Linked DNA regions of Homo sapiens: region 1 is linked to region 2. Evidence: read pairs that join two places in POLR2A ChIA-PET (ENCODE). Cell type or tissue: IMR-90. All regions are shown on one strand. Links, peaks and the distances in the headings refer to the core of each region. The heading gives the core; the rest is flanking DNA.

Region 1 (2,918 bases), core at 13-2,512, 410 kb before region 2:
TGGCACCCTAAGGTTGAAAGTGCTTATCTGCTTTCCAATGTGGCTTCCTTACAGTCTGGAACTGACAATATGCAGGAGCAGTAAACTGGCAGAAAACCAGGAATCAGAGAAAGAAAATATAATTTAACTTTAAAGATGTAAATTATATATATAGTATATTATATATATTTTTAAAGCTTTATATGCCTCAAATATCAGGGAAAGGAGCCAAGTCCTTGGTATTTAGTTTGGTGAATACTTGCATTGAATACATGTCAAGATGTCAAGTCATTTTTGAATGTGTCTCAGGGATTTCTATGCTACACATTCTTTTAACAAATCAAGTATTTATGTACACATGTTCAGATTTTTTGACAAAATGATTAAAATAATGAGATGGAAAATGACTCTGTTTATAATGTATATCCTCCATGCACTAATGTGTTCAGTCGTCACCCATGGGATATTTCTTGGCTTGGGGCAGTTTCTGTAAGTTCACTAGTTCTAGATTGGTAATTGGAATGTGATGGCTTTGCCTCTTCTGTGTTGCACAAAGTCCAATTCAGCCTGTCCTCTTGTTCTTTCTTGCCTGTCTTTTCCACTTTATTCTGAGGAATCATCTCCAAGGGCATAAGTAGTATACTCCTTTCTCTCAGTCCAGTTTATTTTCCTGAGTGCTCTGATGTGATGCCCTCCATGTATTGTCTCTAGCTCCTGTTCACTAAATTAAATGCCATTTTAAAAAGAGTAGGATCAGAACTGGGAACATGATGATGGGCAGAGAGAAGGGGAGGCAAGCTTTCTTCTTAACAGCCGATGCTTAAATTATTGAAATAGGAAAATACGAAGTGGTAATAAACACTAACTATTGTCTCTTCTTTCCTACCTGCCCTCCTCCAACACCACACACACGCACGCACGCACACACACATGCATGCACACACACACACTCTGACATGTTCATTTAAGCACAGACTTTGAAAAATTATGATGGCCAGCTGAAGATAGGAGCAGGATTGGCAAGAAAAAAGGATTCAATAATGAATGAGTAAAAAGAAAAGTGCATTGTAAAATAGAGCAGGTGGTGAATATAGATGGGGAGTGAAGAGGAAAAGAAAGATGGGGGTGGGGATAAAAGTACAAAGTGAAGAGACGATCAGATAGAAGAAAGGCAGAGGCTAGGAAACATGAGAAAAGTAGAGGAAAGATAAGTGTTAAACGGCAAGAGTGGCAGGACAAAGGAGGAACATATGCGGCAAGAATGAGGAAATAGGTTAAAATCTACCATTCTCTGCCACAATGCTGAAAAGAAACCTTTGCTCCAGCTTGAAACGCAGCATCTGTCAGCAAATGGGGAGTCAAATCAAGAAGTCTGAACTCACTGACAGGGAAAGTCAGAAACTTAACAAGAAATCACCTAACATTTTAGCAGAAATATAGAACTGTCCCTTGATTCATGACAACAGATTCTTGAACTTGAATGAATGGTCCTTTTCTTCATCTTGGAAAATTCGCATTCATGGCCACTTTTTCATTTCTAGACAGCATATTTCATCTGTACTCAATATTCACTTTTAAAGAAGTATATTTTGTTATGTTGTCATAATCACCAATTTACTGTTTTAAAGAATAGAAGGCCAGGTGCGGTAGCTCACGCCTGTAATCCCAGCACTTTGGGAGGCTGAGGTGGGCAGATCATGAGGTCAGGAGATGGAGACCATCCTGGCTAACACAGTGAAACCCCGTCTGTACTAAAAATACAAAAAATTAGCCGGACGTGGTGGTGGGTTCCTGTAGTCCCAGCTACTCGGGAGGCTGAGGCAGGAGAATTGCTTGAACCAGGGATTTGGAGGTTGCAGTGAGCTGAGATCATGCCACAGTACTCCAGCCTGGCGACAGAGCAAGACTCCATCTCAAAAAAAAAAAAAAAAAAAAAAAAAGCTATTTCAAGTAAGTTTTAAAGAATTGGATTTTTATGATGGATTTATTTTCAGATCTTCAAATGAATGTTTTAAAAACTTACTGAAGCTGAGTGCAGTGGCTCATGCCTGTAATCACAGCACTTTGGGAGGCCAAGGTGGTCGGGTCCCTTGAACTCAAGAGTTCAAGACCAGCCTGGGCAACACAGAGAAACCCTGTTACTACAGAAAATGCAAAAGTTAGCTGGGCATGGTAGCGCGCACCTGTAGTCCCAATGACTTAAGGGGCTGAGGCAGGAGGATCGCTTGAACTTAGAAGGTCAAGGCTACAGTGAGCCAAGATCGCGCCACTGCACTCCAGCCTGGAGACAAAGAGATCCTATCCCAAAAAAAAATTACTGAATCTCACCTAATATACTAAAAAAAAAATGCCCTATGAGACCATGAGTGCTAAGCATCTTAATCTGAATTATTTTTAAAAGGGGAAGAAATGGGACTAAAATCAGCAACTTTTAACCAACATTTTTCGAGTGGCTTCTATGTGCAGGCACTGTGCTAGGACTTCGGGATGTAAATAAAATTAAAGCAGGGACCCTGCACTCAAAATAGTCTGTTGGACAAGCGTATGCCTTGTCAGGGAAACAGTCGTGTTGAGAAATAATCCCAACACATGATATATATGTTAGATCAAATGTAGAACCAAATAATTTAAATAACTGTCAGTAGGAGCCTCAGAGTTGTCAGAGGATTGCATTTCAGGAATGAATGTCCTTCATCAAAAACTAAGTCATCTTAATGTTATTTCTGGGAAATATAAGTGCTGCAGGCTCCAGTCTCAGCACTTTAGGCACCTGATGGTTTTCACTAATACTGCAGTTAAAAATAAGTGTTATTATTAAGCATCACCTTCAAAATGATTAATCTCTATAGGGATTTTGTTCTCCTAGCAACTAGGAACACCTGCCCTTACCCTATGATTTTTCTGGTTCTCATATGTTAAGTACATGTTTTAAAAATCTC
Region 2 (2,918 bases), core at 298-2,797:
TTTTAAATTCTTTGATCTACAAAATCTTTCTGTGTAATCAATTTACCTGTTTTGTTTTTCTCTTATGATTTCTGCTTTTGATACCATGCTTAGAAAGGCCATCCCAGCTCAATATTAACACATATTTACCTATTTTTTCTCCAGTACAGTTTTTTTCCTTCAAATTTTTTAGACCACATGCAACTTATCCTAGAGAACTTGTGAGGTAGCAGTAGGAGAACAGCCCTGTGCTGGCACCCATGACTTCATAGCCATCTCTACAGGCGGCATAGGCAAGATGTGACCTACAGCTGGTCTGAATCTTGGCAGAACACTTTGTATCTCTCCTGGACCCTAAGAACATAGGATGCTTAGGAGGAGCTGCCGCAAGGGGCATTCCTTACTTGTTTCTCATCTCCTGGTTCTGGCGAGGTAGGAGGTGTTCTTCCTCACCACCCTTAGGGTACACCTGGAAGCTATAAAACGTTAGCTGCAGTGTCACACTAGGGTGTCCAATCATTAAGTCACTGTCACTTGGTCTCTTTTGTTTCTGTGTTGCCCTACACCAGGGTCACAGGGACTAGCACCTTTGGCTACTTTCTTCTGAGTCTGACAGTACCCAACGATCTAAATCTAAAAGGATTTTGTTGTTTCCTTATTCACTGAATCTATCAGCCTTGCTTGGCCTTGTGCTTGACAGTAGCAACCTATTTTCTAGCAAATTGTTGGTAAATTTTCCTGACACTATTTACTAAATAGTTCATTCTCTTTTCCATTGTTTTTCTTATTTCTTCTCCTTTTAGAATTTTTTTTCCTATGTACTAAATTATTTTGTAGCTGTGCTAGTATCTGACCTTTTATTATGGTCCATTTTTCCTTCATCTCTTTATTCTGGGGACAGAACCACACTAATTTTTGTACATTTATAATGCATTTAAAAATTGGTAGAGAAAACCCCTCTCATTATTCTTGCTTGCAAGATTTTTTTTTTCTGGATGTTCTTACAAATTTATTCTAATGAAAAATTCTAAAAGAATTTGGTCAAAACACCAATTACATGGGTTAAAAAATATCCCAACCCATTTCGTAATTTCTTTTGGATAGAGAACTGGTATCTTTATACCACTGAGTCTTCTCATCCAGACATATGTATTCCTCCACATTTATTAAAGTCTTATTTAATGCCCCACAAGAGAGTACTGGCATTTTCTTCAAAGAGGTCCTGTACATTTCGTCTTCAGTTTATGCCTATGCATTTTACATTCTCTGTAGCTATCATGAATGGGATTGTCTGTCCATTATATTTCCTAAATGGTTATTGTTTATTACAGGGATGGTGGGGTCAGGGTGGCCTAGCAGGAGGCACAAAGCCAGCTCAGGAACTGGGGCATCTGTGGGGCCTGCTGCCACAGGGAACATGCTTGGATGCTCTGCAAGCTTTGCCATGTCTGCTATCCCAGTTTTCTTCTCGTTAGCAGCTTCTTCCTCCCTTGTGACTTGTTTGAAGTAAACTCTTCAAGAGAGTGACTCACCTCCCAGTTCTTACTGAAAATACTCTCTGGAAATAGGCCTCTGAGACCAAGAGTTAGACTTTGAAGGTGTGAGTGCAGAGGAAATCTCAAGATGCATTAGAATTCTCTTCTCTGAAAAAGTCAAAATATTATTTAAGCCCCCACCCCTCTTTCCCCCTTTCTTGGGCTCCAGCACATACAGAGATGGCTGAGCTCCCAGAAAGCTGCTTCCAATTAGTCTAGGACTTTTAGGAGCCATTTCTCTGCCTCTTTCTGAAAAGGGAGGCTGTTTGAGACCACCCTAGAGAGGAAACCTGGCAGACGCCTCTCTCAGGAGTGTGAACACAACAGGTTTCTTCCTTCTCCTCTCACCTCCTAAAGTGCCTCTGAGAGCTAGGTCAGGTGAGAGAGAACAGGACATTTTAAAAAATACAAAACTCCTAAAAGGGCCCTGCATAAAGATTTCAGGAACATAGATGTATGTGGAGGCTCTGTGGGAGTGTAATTTAGGAAAGATGCTGGTGACACATCTACAACATCACCACAAATAACAACAGCACCACAAATAAAATGACACCAAGCATTTACTAAAAGATGACTCCGAGGTGGATCCCATTTTTTCCATGCTTGACCTTGGCCAATATCCCACCCTTCCAAAGCTCTACCTGTCTCCTCTCCCAACATGAGTGGCTTAATTTAATTAGTCCTATTTCTTTTCTTTCTTTTTTTTTTTGTACTTTTAGTAGAGACGGGGTTTCACCATGTTGACCAGGCTGATCTCGAACTCCTGACCTCATGATCTGCCCACCTCAGCCTCCCAAAGTGCTGGGATTACAGGCATGAGCCACCGCGTCCGGCCTGATTGCCCTATTTCTAAGAAGGTGCCCTAAAGACAGGACAAGCCCTCCCCTGCCCACTGGTGCCTGTGCTTCCGGTATCCAGCAGGAAACTGACCCAGCAGGACCTGATCCTGGCAGGACTCCCCAGGCCTCTGCTCTTTAAGTTGCAGCTTTTCCACCCTGCCTGTATGGGTACCTGCCCCTCCCCAAGCCTGTGCCCATGCCTGCACCAGAAGTAGGCAGTAGAGAACCTGTCCTGGGGAGTCCAGGAGGCAGGGACCTCATGTGACCCAAGCCTCCAAGCCCTGACACATGCTCCACTGTTCCATAACATTTTATTACAAAACACACATTCAAAGATAAAATTATGAACAATTTTAAGACAGCAACGGCTGAGCATTATACCCTGAAGGTGGGCTCCTCCTGAGTGTGGGGCCTGAGCAACTGCACTGGAGCCAGGATGCTGATTTGGATCCTCAGTTAATACTTTTCCTCTGTTTTAGATGATTGGAAATTTGGGTGAGGAAGACAAAGGAATAATCACCCCCACCCTCCAAGAGCGCCCAACAATTCTATAAACTAGGTACTT

Evidence for each region. ChIA-PET counts read pairs that join two places held together with the same protein. Peaks named below come from ENCODE experiments on the same cell type or tissue, not always from the same donor. Only the 100,000 strongest peaks of a DNase experiment are listed, where the experiment ranks them.
Region 1: POLR2A ChIA-PET joins it to region 2 with 8 read pairs; 3 of 35 experiments call an interaction of 5 or more read pairs at or near these places.

What each region holds. Positions count from the first base shown.
Region 1 is chr11:94,549,513-94,552,430 of GRCh38, forward strand. It overlaps FUT4 (fucosyltransferase 4), which reads left to right. Exons shown (of 1, transcript NM_002033.4): 1 at 1-383. The region is part of intron 4 of PIWIL4-AS1 (PIWIL4 antisense RNA 1); the gene reads right to left. Among named protein-coding and RNA genes, the nearest start is that of FUT4, 7.1 kb to the left of the region's middle. In IMR-90, for the core only: no CTCF peak of the experiment used is centred there; no DNase peak of the experiment used is centred there.
Region 2 is chr11:94,956,821-94,959,738 of GRCh38, forward strand. No RefSeq gene overlaps it. Among named protein-coding and RNA genes, the nearest start is that of CWC15, 15 kb to the right of the region's middle. In IMR-90, for the core only: no CTCF peak of the experiment used is centred there; a DNase peak (open chromatin) is centred at 1,501; H3K27ac peaks cover 678 bases.